2 separate regions of the Homo sapiens genome follow, and region 1 is linked to region 2. A link is an interaction called in ENCODE POLR2A ChIA-PET data of the cell type or tissue named here. Cell type or tissue: PC-9. All regions are shown on one strand. Each heading gives the region's core, and the rest is flanking DNA. Links, peaks and the distances in the headings are about the cores only.

Region 1 (7,053 bases), core at 967-5,966, 580 kb before region 2:
AGCCAGCTGCACTGTCTACACGAGGATGCTGAGAGGACCAGGAATGATGGCCAACCAAGAAGTGTTACGGGAATGAGACCATGGATTCTGCTGCAAGATTCTGGGACACACGTGCTCATGGCCATCAAGAACATAGAACCTGGGCAGGACAGGGACAGCATTGCTTGTTCATGTGTGTGTCTCCAGAGTCTGCTGGGGTCTCTGGCATGGGATAGGTGCTGCATGAATTTTCATGGATAGAATAAATCTGAAGGAAGTGAGGGTCCCTTTCCCAAAGGGTGTTCTATCGGGCATTGGCTGACTCTCTGTTAGGGAGTATAGGAATTGTAGCACAGATGAAGCCAGACTACGTGATTTAATGAGAATGAAACAAATGACTGGACAAGCTGGGCATCGTGGCTCACATCTGTAATCCCTGTGCTTTGGGAGGCCATGGCAGGAAGATCGATTGAGGCCAGGATTTTGAGACCAGCCTGGGCAATGTGGCAAGACCCTGTCTCTACAACTAAACAAACAAAATCCCAAATGACTGGACAGAAAGAGGCTTTTGACTTAAGAAGTTTGTGAGGGCATAAAAAGGCAGTGAGTATGGTGGGATGCCCTAACAGAAGTCCTGACAAGTATGAGATGTGCAACCCTAGAAAAACAACATCCCTTCACCCTTATTTTTTTGATCTGAGAATTAGGAACAATAATCATTGCCCTGCCTACCTCTCATGTTTGCTTAGAGCAAGTGCATTGTTAAATGCCAACCTGTTTTGTAAACTATAAAGTGTGGTTCCTGTATGATACATTATTACAGTTGTCTTCTTCCTTAAAGACTCATCTTGAATATAAAGAAAAAGACAATGTAAGTTCAGTGCACAGCATCGGGAACATTAGACATGCTCAGCGTATGCCCTTCCTGCCAACATTGTACCTCTTCCTCCTCCGGGTTGGATGGGCACTAACTCGTCCTCAGTCCTGCAGCTAGATCTGCAACTTTGCTTAATGATGCAGGTTAAAATTGAAATAGAATTATGTATTATTATTTTTCACATTCATTTTTGCCTGAGACAGGAGGTGGAGGGTGGTAAATTAAGAAACCCGGGAAGCTCAGTGCTTGAGAGAACCCATAGAAGCTACAGTCTAGCCCATTTGGCTTCTTACTTTGTTAGATTAGATAATCATACCTGCTGCTCCAGGCGTGACTAGCCCAGTGGGAGTCAGGAAGGAAATTATTTCCCTCTGTTGATACCGGTTTACAATTGCCGACTGTCGCCAAGGGCTTTCAGTTTTAATATTTCCTCTTTGGTCCTCAGAAGTATCAGGTATTAGTCTCTGCCGGAAGCAAAGCATTGGTCACTTCCGTCAGAGGTGAATGTCTTGGCTGTCTATAATTCCTCAGTCAGGTGCTTTCTGGGCATGTGTGAGCATTTGCTCAGCTAGCTTTTATTGCTTGTATGTTATTTGCTTCAAAAATTACAAGAGGATTTGTCGGGTCTGAGCAGTGACCTATCCAGTCCCCTGAAACTCTATGGTTCTTCGTGTAACCCAGGGATGTCTTGTAGGAGGTATGTTTGCTGTCCACGAAAGTAAAAAGTAGTGATATCTCTTTCTCTCTTTTGCTTCCTTCCTCCTAATTCCACATTCTCCTATTTCTTGGCTTCTGGCACAGTGGAGATACCTCTACTCTACATTAGGCATGGCCTTAGGGGATCCGAATTCTCAGGTCTTCCTCAATGAGTTGCTGTGTGGTAGACAGCATCTGAAGTTTGAATGGGTAGAGAGACCTTTGTAGATTGTGGCCAAATATTTACACCTGGTTCATAGAGTATGTGTTTGCTGCCCTGATCTCAGTGTTGGTCTGGGTGTTAGTGAACCTCATGATCTTTAGGAAACTATGTGAATTAGGCTTAGTCCCTGACCCTGAGAAGCTTATAGTTAGGGAAAAAGACAAACATATAAAGGAGAAATACACATTAGAAACATATTCTTTTTTTTTTTTGAGATGGAGTCTCATTCCGTTGCCAGGCCAGAGTGCGGTGGTGCGATCTTGGCTCACTGCAACCTCCGCCTCCAGGATTCAAGAGATTCTCTTGCCTCAGCTGCCCGAGTAGCTGGGACTACAGGTGCGTGCCGCCACGCCCAGCTAATTTTTGTATTTTTAGTAGAGACGGGGTTTCACCACATTGGCCAGAATGGTCTTGATCTCCTGACCTCATGATCCATCCACCTTGGCCCTCCAAAGTGCTGGGATTACAAGAAACATATTATTTATGGTACACATTTATTAATCACCAGATATGTTTCAGGCCTTACGCTGAGTGCTTGGGAAATTGAGATAAATTATAGTCTCAGATCTCATGGGGCGTGGATGAAGAGTTGGGAGAAAGAAAAAAATAGGCCAGGCGTAGTGGCTTATGCCTGTAATCCCAGCACTTTGGGAGGCTGAGGCAGGCAGATCACCTGAGGTCGGGAGTTCAAGACCAGACTGACCAAAATGGAGAAGCCTCATCTCTACTAGAAATACAAAATTAGCCGGGCATGCCTCTAATCCCAGCTACTCGGGAGGCTGAGGCAGGAGAATTGCTTGAACCCAGGAGGCGGAGGTTGCGGTGAGCCGAGATCGCACCATTGCACTCCAGCCTGGGCAACAACAGCAAAACTCTGTCTCAAAAAAAAAAAAAAAGAAAAAAAGCATTGATTAATATTATCTCACAGTTTCTGAAATTTGGGAGCAGCTTGGATGGGTGCCACAAGATCTCTCACCACATCGCAGTCCAGGTGTTGCTGGACCTGCAGTCTCACCGGAAGGCTGAACTCCGGGGAAGATCTACTTGCTACCAAGCACATCGCATGATGGTTGGCAGGATTTGTTTCCCCACAGATTATTGGACTGAGGACTTCAGTTTCTTGCCGTGTAGGGCTCTCTATAGGGCAGCTCACATGGCAGCTGCCTTCCCTCAAAATGAGTGAGCAAGAGAGAGTCCCTGAGAGGCAAATCACAGTCTTTTTATAAGTTAATCCTGGAGGTGACACACTGTTCCCTCTGCCTCATTCTCTTTACGAGAAGCGAGTCACTAGGTCCAGGCCACACTGAAGGGGAGGGGTGAATATGAGCACAAGGTTATTAATACCAGGAGGTGGAGTTACACGGAACCATCTTAGGGGCTGCTTACCACAGATTCCCCAGGTTTACATGGATGTGCTAAGGTGGAAGTGGACGTTGCCTGAAGCAGTTGAATAAACCCAGCACACCTCTGTGGATCAATTTTACTTGAAGACATTTTTGGGGGAAAACTCCATTTAAAACTCTTAAGAGAAGCACTGGTACATAATAGCACAGGATGTAAAGTTGGCATGGCTTTTAAGAAGAAAAACACAAGTTTTCAATTCATGCCGTGTTCCCTTACCTCTGTATTTTTGCCCTCCTCAGCGGTAGAGCTTTTTTGGTAGAAATGTCGAAAGGTTCTTGCTTGAGCCCCTTGCTGTATGCGTGAGACACCGAGACTTGGAAAGGGCACATACTCTTCCAGGGCCACAGAGCCAGCGGTAGTCAAGGGAGGAACCATCTGCAGCTCCTCTCTGTGCCCCGCCTTCCACCGCTCCACACAGTCTCTGCTGCATAATGAGTCTGTGCAACTTTTAGGATGTTTTCTCTTCTTTTCTCAAACTCTCTCCTGTCCCAGAAACAGATTAGGAAAAATAGGTCAAAAATTGGAATCTTGAGCTTTGATTTTGTCCCTTTAGTTAAATTTCAGGGGTCTGCGTCTCCTGGTGGGCCATGTTGTGTCCTGAAAAGTTGCATAAATCAATATTACACGGCTCAGACAGTGTATCTCTGCAGTTATGAATAACATTTGTTTTAGGAACAGAGAGCTGATATACAACGTTACTTTGAGACTGACAAGACCAGACATAAAACCTCAGCCAATACCCTCTGTCTGGCAGGGAGTTTCTTTTCCAGAGCATCCTTCTCTTCCCCCGACCAAAGCAGTCCTTTTCAAAATCAAGCTCCGCAGTTTATTTTATAGAAGATGACAGGTTCCCTTAGAGTCCACATTCACATAACTAGAAAAATTAATGGAAATTGGAGCCTTAAAATTATGGTCAAGCTTATTAGTGACTTTACAGCCAAAATGAGGAACGCACAGCTTTGGTCACTGAGAATGTGGCTGGCCAGAACGTGAATTCTACTACCTGCTCCATAGTCCCTTTCAACTCTCAGCAATTTTTTTTAATACTCATCTTATTCTTTTTTTTTTGAGATGGAGTCTCACTGTTGCCCAGGATGGAGTGCAATGGTACAGCTCACTGCAGCCTCTGCCTCCAAGGTTCAAGCGATTCTCCTGCCTTAGCCTCCCAAGTGGCTGGGATTACAGATGCATGCCATCACACCCGGCTATTTTTTTTTTTTTTTTTTTTTTTGTATTTTTAGTAGAGGAGGTTTCACCATGTTGGTTAGGCTGGTCTTGAACTCTTGACCTCAAGTGATCCACCCTCCTTGGCCTCCAAAAGTGCTGGGATTACAGGTGTGAGCTGCCATGCCTGGCTAACTCTGCTTGTTATTAAAGTGTTTCTTACCAATTATTTCATTTTTATTAAAAGTACATAGTAGGAAATAGAGTTTTAGTTGGACAAGGACAACATGGTAAAGAGGAATTTGGAGTAGGAAGACTGTCACGTTAGTCACTGAATCCTACCTAGTTCACTTAGTTTTTTTTAGCCTGTTTTCACTTCTGCAAGCCATGGAGTGAAGAGTGCCTACTTCAGAGTCTTTGGTGCTCTCAAAGCAGCGTAATGTCTATAAAGTACCTATTGAGTGTGGTACTTCTTATGTAGTTGGCACACATTAAATGTTAAGTTTCTGATCACCTTAAGAGTCCATAACTCTTTGCTGGAGATCACCCTTAGTTCTTTTCTTTGTTAGGCCATTATCTCATGTCCTGTTTACACTGTCCCCTTGGATTGGCCTAGACCTGCAGCGTTTGTGTATTGGTCACCCCAGATTTCATGTTTCCTGAATAATTAATAGCCTCAACATTTCTAATTTTGCATAATGACTCCCAAGGCCTAACTACAAACATCATAATGTGCTCATGTTTTCTGATACCTGGAAATATAGTGGCTCTAGGAACAAAACCTTTATCCACTGTGTTTCATGGGGAAGGCTTATTGGGCATCACTACTGGAAAGTAAGTGTTGATTTTAATGGCAAGACTAGTCCAGGGGTGAATTCTACTCAGGTGCCATTAGCAACCTCTTCATCTGTAAATGGAAGTGTCTCTGGGACCTGCTCAGCTCTGACCTGCTTTGGGTCCTTTTTGGACTTCTTCAGGATGAGATCACCTCACCGTGGTTCAATGCCAACTGGTTTGAGTTATATCAGTTATTAAAAATGATCTAATGTTTTCCTTTTAAATCTGAGGCCCTGGCTCATTCTATGATTAAGCCAGTGATTTATTTATAATATAGTGTGAGATGGCTGCAGCCACTCTATGATGTAATCTAAGAATGACATGAAAACAAAATAGGTTTTTACATAATGAAAGTATTCCTGTAATACAGTTTATAGCAAGGCTTTTTCCCCCCATTGAGAATGGAGATATATTCTTTACTTTTCCTTCTACTCCTGTTTAAATCTTCTTTTACCATTTATTACACTTAAGGCCTTTAAGTCAATTTTTAAAAATCAGCATTTACAACTCCACAAAGTCTCTGGTTACTCTTTTAATCTTGTCATTTTCTTCGCTCCCAATCCCCACTGCCACCCTCCATGGCCTCTGTGTGTAGCCGCTGCTCACCCCCTGCTCAGCACTCCAGAGTCCTCACCATTCCTCTGCTTATGCTGTTTCTTCTGCTGGAATGCTCACCCCAATCCTAACTTTTCTTCTGCTAAAGGCATACTTCACTGGTTCCCACAAATAGCATCCTTCTGTAGCCTGCTCAAATGCACATCTTCCTTTAAGCCTCCTGTGTTGCTCCTTCCCCTTGTTAGAAACCCGTTATCTGTACTCTTATGGAACTTAGTGTAATAGCAAACCCCCACCCCTGCTCCAAGGGCTATTCACAGACTGTCAGAGTTAGGGAGGAGAAATGACTTAGAGGAATGGGGTAAGGGGTTTTGATAGTTCCCGGTCTGCTCCTAATAGTGAGACCCGGGCAGTCAGTCATGGCTCATCTTTGTGGTTCAGTTTTTCTCAGCTGAGGAATGAGTGGTTTGGATTTTATTTCACATGGCCAAATGATGTGTTGGTAGTGGTTCCTTGAGGTGCTGTGCTGAGAAGGACTCTGAGGCTGCATCCTGACTCAGCTAATGATCACTTAGGAATATCGCCATGGGAGTGGAGAGTGAAAGCATATGAGAGGTATCTGAGCTGCTTTTGGACTAGGTGATTTAAATGTCTCTTTTTGTTCTACCTTCTGGATGCTTTGATTTACTGACTTGTGAAGTGTCTTGCCCAAGATCACGTAGCCCATTAAGTTTTAGAAGCTGATTCTCTGACACAGAGATGGTTAAAAGCTACACATTTGACTCTCACATTCATACACGTAGGCTGGCTGTGGGAGATGAAAAGCTAGAATAAGAAGTTCTAGAAGATCCATGACTTATTGAAAACACAAGACTACTCAAACTCTGTATGTCTTTGAGGTTGAGTGAGGTCACTTTTCACCTCTTTGTCTTCTTTGCTTCCTAGGAGTTATGATGTCCCCACTATTCAAATTTATGTCAAAGATGGCAGTTCAAGGTCAAGGTCAGAAAGGCAGGTGATCCTGCCAGGGTCTTAATTGGATCAGCCTTACCCCATGAATCCATTAGATCTCCTGTTCCCCTTCTTCCAACTCCAGACAAAATGCTTAGCTCTCTGCAAAAAGCCCAATTGCATGAGCAGTAGGTCAGCTCAGCAACCAGGTGATTGAACACTGGGACAAGAATAAAGGAAGGAAAGGAAGAGGGCATTTTAGGATGGCTGAAGGTGCTGGAAACTTGAACCCTAGAGGAATGAAGAAGGAACTGGAAGTGCTTAGTGTAAAGAAGAAATAAAGGGGCAGGAGGAGGAGAGAGCAGAG
Region 2 (7,053 bases), core at 1,020-6,019:
CATCTCTTAGAAAATTGGTCCATTTAATCTCATTTTAATGTCTGTAAGTACTGTGGTATTGTTTCCCTCTCATTCATGATATTTATAATTAATGTCTTATTTCTTTTTTTTCTTCTTGGTAAGTCTGAATAGAGTTTGTTGTGATTTTTTTTTCACAAAAGAATTAGCTTTTGGTTTCACTGAGATTTTCTCTATTGGTTTTCTGCTCTCAATTATATTGACTTCTGCTCTTTATTATTTTACTACTTTTGCTTGGCTTGGGTTAAGTTTGCTCTTCTCTTTCTATTTCCCTAAAGTTAAAGATTCAGTTGTTGAGTTGAGATCTTTTGTTTTTTTCTAATATGAACATCCAATTTCAAAGTACTGCTTAAGTTGCATTCTACAAATTTTGATATATTGTGTTTTCATTTTCATTCAAGATATTTTCTAATGTATCTAGTAATTTTTTTGACGCATGGTTTATTTAGAAATGTGTTATTTAATTTTTAAATATTTGGATATTTTTTCTAGGCCTTTCTGTTATTGTCTTTTAGTTTATTTCCTTGTGATCTGTGAACATGTTTTGTGTAACTTAAATTCATCTAAATTTGTTGAGGTTTGTTTTATGTGCTAGAAATATGGTATATCTTGGTTAATGCTCTGCACATTTCAAAAATATGTGTATTCTGCTATTATTAGGTGAAGTGTTCTATAGTTGTCAATTAGGTTAATTTGGCTAACAGTATTGTACAAGTTCTCTCTATTCTTACTGATTTTCTGTCTTCTTTTTCAGTAAATTATTAGAGGGATACTGAAACTTTGAGCATAATTGTAGGTTTGTCTATTTCTCCTTTCACTTGTATGGTTTTTGTTTTAATGTATTTTGAAGCCATACTGTTAAGTGCACATACATTAGGATTGTTATATCATCTTAACCCCATATTCAATTCCTTCCTTATTACATAATATGATTCTTTAACTCTGAAAATATTCTTGTTCTGAATTTTAGATAATATTAATTTAACTTTCTTTTATTAGTTTACAAAGTATTTTTCCAGCCTTTTGTTTTTAGTCTATCAATGTCTATATAATTGAAGTAGCTTGCTTTTAGACAGATACGTCTTTCATTTTATCCAATTTGACCATCTGTATTTTAATTTGTGTGTTTACACTATTTACATTTGATGTGATTATTGATATAGTTGGATTGAAATTCACAATCAGCTTTTGTTACTTTTCCATCTGCTATATTTTTCTCTTCCTGCCTTTCTTTGAATTAAATGTTTTTCACAATTCCATCTCATTTACACTATTTGTTTATTATTTATACTCTTGATTTTAATGTTAGTATTACCCTTTGATTTGCAATATACACCTTTAATTAACTAGAGTTTACCTTCAAATACTATTATATCACTGTCTGAGTAGTTTCAGGACCTTACAATTGTTACTCTCAATTTACTTACCATCTTTTCGTGTTCTTGTTGTCATTCATTTTACTTATATATATTCTATAAATACACAGCACATTGATACTAATTTTGCTTTAGAATGTTATCTTTTAGAGCAATTAAAAATAATGAGAAAGCTAATTCATTTCTGCTTTTTCAGCACTTTATTTTTTTGTATAAATCCACCTTTGTGTCTGATACCGTATTCCTTCTGCTTGAAGAGCTCCCTTCAATATTTCTTCAATTCTGTCCTGAAACAGTTTTTAATTCTCCTTCATTTGAAAACTATTTTTACCAAGTAGAGAATTGGTTGGCCTTTTTCCTTTTATCACTTTTAAGATGTCACTTCATTGTTTTCTCACTTGCATAGTTTCTGACAAGAAGTCTGCTGTCAATGTCTTTCTTGCTTTCAATGCAGTATGAATTTTTGTTTTCTGACTGATCTCAAACTTTTATCCTTTGTCTCTTTTCTAACAGCTTGAAGCTATGTTTATTAGGGTTTTTAGTTTTAGTTTTCTGGTTTTAGTTTTAGTGTTTGTATATATCCTGTTTGTCAGTCCCTTAATTTCTTGGCTCTTCTATCTTCAGTTGGTTGTTTATTCTTTAGAAGATAGCCAATATCTCTTCAATTTTTATTTTGTTTTGGTGGTTTGTTGCCTTCATTCTTTTATATTTTCTCTTTGGAGTTCTAACTACATACAGGCTTAATATTTTTCTATAATTCTTTGATGCTCTGTTCTCTTACTTTTCACTCTTTCTATAAATTTCTATTGACCTATCTTTAAGTTTACTAATTCTTTCCCCAGTTGAGTCTGCTTATGAGCCTATTCAAAGTATTCTTCTTCTCTGTTACTATGATTTTCATTTCTAGCATTTTCATTTTATTTTCATAAGACAGAATGAGAAATATTCTCATATGACAGTCTCTATATCTTTGAGATCATGCAAATTTTCTTCCTTTTTCACTAGAGCCTTAAACATTAATCATAGTTATTTTAAATTCCCTATCTGATCAATCCAACATCTGTCTTATTTCTGAGTCTATTTCTGTTTGTTGCTTTGTCTCTTGACAGTGTGTTGTTATTTTTACTTCTTGGTATGCCAGGTAAGTTTTTGTTAAAAGCCAGACATATTATATAGGATAATAAAGATAGGCTAATATATTTCACACCTGTAAATGAACATGCCTTTTCTTTTGTTAGGCCTTTAGTGTGGGGTGTTTGTGTCAATCTTGTCAGAAGTTGGCCTTGATTTGAATTTTTTGTTGTTGTTGTTGCTGTGATTCCCCTTAGTGCACCACAGATTTCAAATATCTCTAATGTTACTTTGTCTTTGTGGTGAGGAGTGGTTTTCCAAAAGGACTTTCTCAGTATTTGCTCCACCCTCAGATTTAGATCTTCTTTTTGTGCCTGTACCACAGAGACAACTTCTTTTTTTGTCTGTCTCCCAAATTTTGCACTGTTGGTGGGAATGTAAATTAGTTTTGTGGTTGAACTTGATTGCTGTTACTTTTTACTTGATGCTTTTGAGGCAGAGGGACATTTTCTGCTGTTACCTTCAGTTTTAGAGAGGCAGTGTGGCTGTGAGTCTCCGAAGCAGGCTGTTTCAGTGATCCTGCCTCTCCCCGGGACTAAAATCACTTCTTATTCTTTTCCCCTACCTATGATGAGTTATCACTGGTGCCCTAAGAGCCACAAGACTCACTGTTATTTTCCTGGGGCTGAAGACCTTTATTCCAAAGGGACAATCCGGGAGAAGTATATGGGCAGGGCATTAAGCCTTTCCCAGAGCTGCTGCTGTTCCGCTCCTGAAGCCTGCACCACAACAGATACTTTATCAGTACTCTTTTTTGCTTTTTATTTTATTCTATTTTACTTTAAGTTCCAGGATACATGTGCAGAACATGCAGGTTTGTTACACAGGTATATGTGTGCCCTGGCGGTTTGCTGCACCTATCAACCCGTTGTCTAGTTTTAAGCCCCACATACATTAGCTATTTGTCCTGATGGTCTCCCTCCCTTTGCCCCCATCCCCCAACAGGCTCAGATGTATGTTGTGCTTCTCCCTGTGTCCATGTGATCTCATTGTTAAAACTCCCACTTATAAGTGAGAACATGCAGTGTTTGGTTTTCTGTTCCTGTGTTAGTTTGCTGAGGATGATGGCTTCCAGCTTCATCCATGTCACTGCAAAGGACATGACCTCATTCCTTTTTATGGCTGCATAGTATTCCATGGTGTACATGTACCACATTTTCTTTATCCAGTCTATTATTGATGGACATTTGGGTTGGTTCCATGTCTTTGCTATTGAAAAATAGTGCTGCAGTAAACATACAGGTACATGTGTCTTTATAGTAGAATGATTTATATTCCTTTGGATATATATCCAGTAATGAGATTATTGGATCAAATGGTATTTCTGGTTCTAGATCCTTGAGGAATCACCACACTGTCTTCCACAATGGCTGAACTAATTTACATTCCCAACAACAGTGTAAAAATGTTCCTATTTCTCCACAGCCTGGCCAGCATATATTGTTTCTTGACTTTTTAATAATCGCCATTCTGACTGTCATGAGATGGCATCTCATTGTGATTTTGATTTGCATTTATCTAATGATCAGTGTCATTGAGCTTTTTTTCATGTTTGTTGACTACATAAATGTCTTCTTTTGAGAAGTGTCTGTTCATATCCTTTGCCCACTTTTTGATAAAGTTGTTTGGTTTTTTCTTATAAATTTGTTAAGTTCCTCTAGATTCTGGATGTTAGACGTTTGTCAGATGGATAGATTGCAAAAATTTTCTCCCTTTCTGTAGGTTGCCTGTTCACTCTGATGATAGTTTATTTTGCTGTGGAGAAGCTCTTTAGTTTAATTAGATCTCATTTGTCAATGTTAGCTTTTGTTGCAGTTGCTTTTGGCATTTTCCTCATGAAATCTTTGCCCATGCCTATGTCCTGAATGGTATTGTGTAAGTTTTCTTCTAGGGCTTTTATGGTTTTGGGTTTTATATTTAAGTATTTAATCCATCTTGAATTAATTTTTGTGTAAGATGTGAGGAAGGGGTCCAGTTTCAGTTTTCTGCATATGGCTAGCCAGTTTTCCCAGCACCATTTATTAAATAAGGAACCCTTTCCCCATTGCTTGTTTTTGTCAGGTTTGTTGAAGATCAGATGGTTGTAGATGTGTGGTGTAAATTCTGAGGTCTCTGCTCTGTTCCATTGGTCTATCAGTACTCTTATTCTGCCTCAGGTCTTTCGTGTGAGCATCTGCTGAGATCTGAGGAAAAGAGTATAAATTAAATTCCGCTTCTATCTGCACTGCCCAAAGATTCTGTGTTTTAATACTACCCTACAACTAGTCTCTTGCAACTGGTTAATAACTGTAGTTTTTTTTTTCTGTTACCAATAGTATGGCATTCAGAGGCCTTAAGGCAGTAAGGCATCTGCCTTAGTGTTCTGCAAGTGTTCACATCCTGTCTCTCCTCAGAGGCATCTATCTTTCCTTAGATTTCAGGTTACAGTAGTTTCCCCAACTCCCACTTATCAGTAGTTTTGCCTTCTGCAGTCTCAGTTACCCATGGTCAACCACAGTCCAAAAATAGGTGACTACATTACAATAGTCATGTAGAGACTATTGTCTCTCTACAAAGAGAGAGAAAGAGAGAGAGAGAGAGAGGGAGACCACATACATGTAACTTTTATTACAGGATATTGCTATAATTGTTCTACGTTATTATTAGTTATTGCTATTAATCTTTTTTGTGTCTAATTTATAAATTATACTTTATCATAAGTATGTATGTATAGGAAAAAACAGTATGTATAGGGGTTAGGTTGTATCCACAGTTTCAGTATCTACTGGTGGTCTTGGAAGGTATCTTCCACGGATAAAAGGACACTACGGTAGTTGGTTGTTCTGCAGCCTCAGTTCTCTATGGATTCAAAACCAGTTTTAGATTTGCACACTGTCTGGCTTGTTTTAAATTATTGTATGGGTGGGAGTGGTGCTCCTTTCATTTTCTCCATCTTGTACAGAAGCCATAATTATTTTCAATTCTATATAATTTTTGATTGAATGAAAAATACCATAATTTTTTTGTTCTATTAGTAGACATTTGAATTATTTATGGTTAGGTTCATGACAACAAGGAATGCTTCTATGAGCACATGTCTTTTGGTGTACATATATAAAATATTTCTCAAGGGTATAGATGTAGGAATGGAATTCATTAATTGTAGGAGAATACATACGACACACACACATGTATGAGTTATAGGGTATATATATATGTGCATATAATGATTTCAGTAAATTATTGATATAAAAATTTTCAATGAAGTATAACTCATAGAAAAGTGTACCTATCTTAAGTGGCCATAGGATATCATTTAGACTGTAACATAAGAGAACTATAGATATTCACATCCCCAAGCATTAACTGAGAACCTGTTATACAGTGGGCATTTAGGAAATGAAAAGTGAAGGAAAAGTTACTGACCTTAGGGGTCTTGAAAGCGAGAAAATGATTAAGTGCTGTATACACACACACACACACACACACACACACACACACGCACACACGCTCAAAGAGTAGGGAGAGAAAAATTATGATTGGGGAAATCAATAAAAGCATATTGGAGAAGACATCATTTGATATTAACCTTTAAGTATAGCAGTGTAGATAGTGCGTAAGAATTGGATTATAGAACTTAGTCATTATGTTAGGAAAGAAACCTATGGCCTTGTTTTATAGCAATTACTGGGGATATCCAGGTCTTTTGCACTGGAAGAAATAATCTTAGAACCATTTATTAAGGACAGACCCTTACAGATCATGGGGTCCAAAACTGTCTTGGGGTCGAAAACTTTCTCATCTTATAGATGAGGAAACTGAGGCTTAGGGAAGGGAAGGGACTTGCCTGGGGTAAATTTTTGCTAGTAAATGTACTTAATGAGATCTCTCAGTTACACTGAAACGTTTGAGTATTGGAACATTGTGCTTTTGTTGTTTTCTTTTTCTTTAAATCCTTAAAAAAGTTGTGGATACATAGTAGATGTATATATTTATGGGGTACATAAGATGTTTTGATATAGACATGCAATGCATAATAATCACATCACGGAGAATGGGGTATCCATCTCCCTTCAAGCATTTGTCCTTTGTGTTGCAGATCATTAGAATATTGTCTTCATCATTCTTTTATTCCCCACCAAAGTTTTTGTAAGGTAGTAAGAGGATCTTTGTGGAAAGAATTCTTATTCCCTTACGTTCCTCCTGGTCTGTTCCTAGGTCAAGGTTGAGTACGTTTATAGATATTCTATAAATATATTTTATTTTCAACATTAAGTGTAGTTCATATAGTTGATGATCTAAGCAATAAGAAATAAAGTAAAATCTGGATAATTTTGGTTACTCTGCTTTTCCTCTGTGTGTTTCAACTACAAAATTCCTCACTACAATGCTCCCCAATTCCTTTTATTGGTGCTTGCAGTGCCAGTGGGCAAACTGAATTCTTCATGCAACCAAAGAATTCCAAAAACGTATTTCTTGCAGCTAGCATAAATCTCCAGTTCCACAATGGTAGCAGTGGTGGATTTTACCCAATGTTTTAATGATGAAT

The links. ChIA-PET counts read pairs that join two places held together with the same protein. Peaks named below come from ENCODE experiments on the same cell type or tissue, not always from the same donor. Only the 100,000 strongest peaks of a DNase experiment are listed, where the experiment ranks them.
Region 1: POLR2A ChIA-PET joins it to region 2 with 9 read pairs; 2 of 35 experiments call an interaction of 5 or more read pairs at or near these places.

What each region holds. Positions count from the first base shown.
Region 1 is chr3:188,228,118-188,235,170 of GRCh38, forward strand. The region is part of intron 2 of LPP (LIM domain containing preferred translocation partner in lipoma); the gene reads left to right. Among named protein-coding and RNA genes, the nearest start is that of FLJ42393, 53 kb to the left of the region's middle. In PC-9, for the core only: no CTCF peak of the experiment used is centred there; a DNase peak (open chromatin) is centred at 3,064.
Region 2 is chr3:188,805,381-188,812,433 of GRCh38, forward strand. All of the region lies in intron 9 of LPP (LIM domain containing preferred translocation partner in lipoma), which reads left to right. Among named protein-coding and RNA genes, the nearest start is that of MIR28, 120 kb to the left of the region's middle. In PC-9, for the core only: no CTCF peak of the experiment used is centred there; no DNase peak of the experiment used is centred there.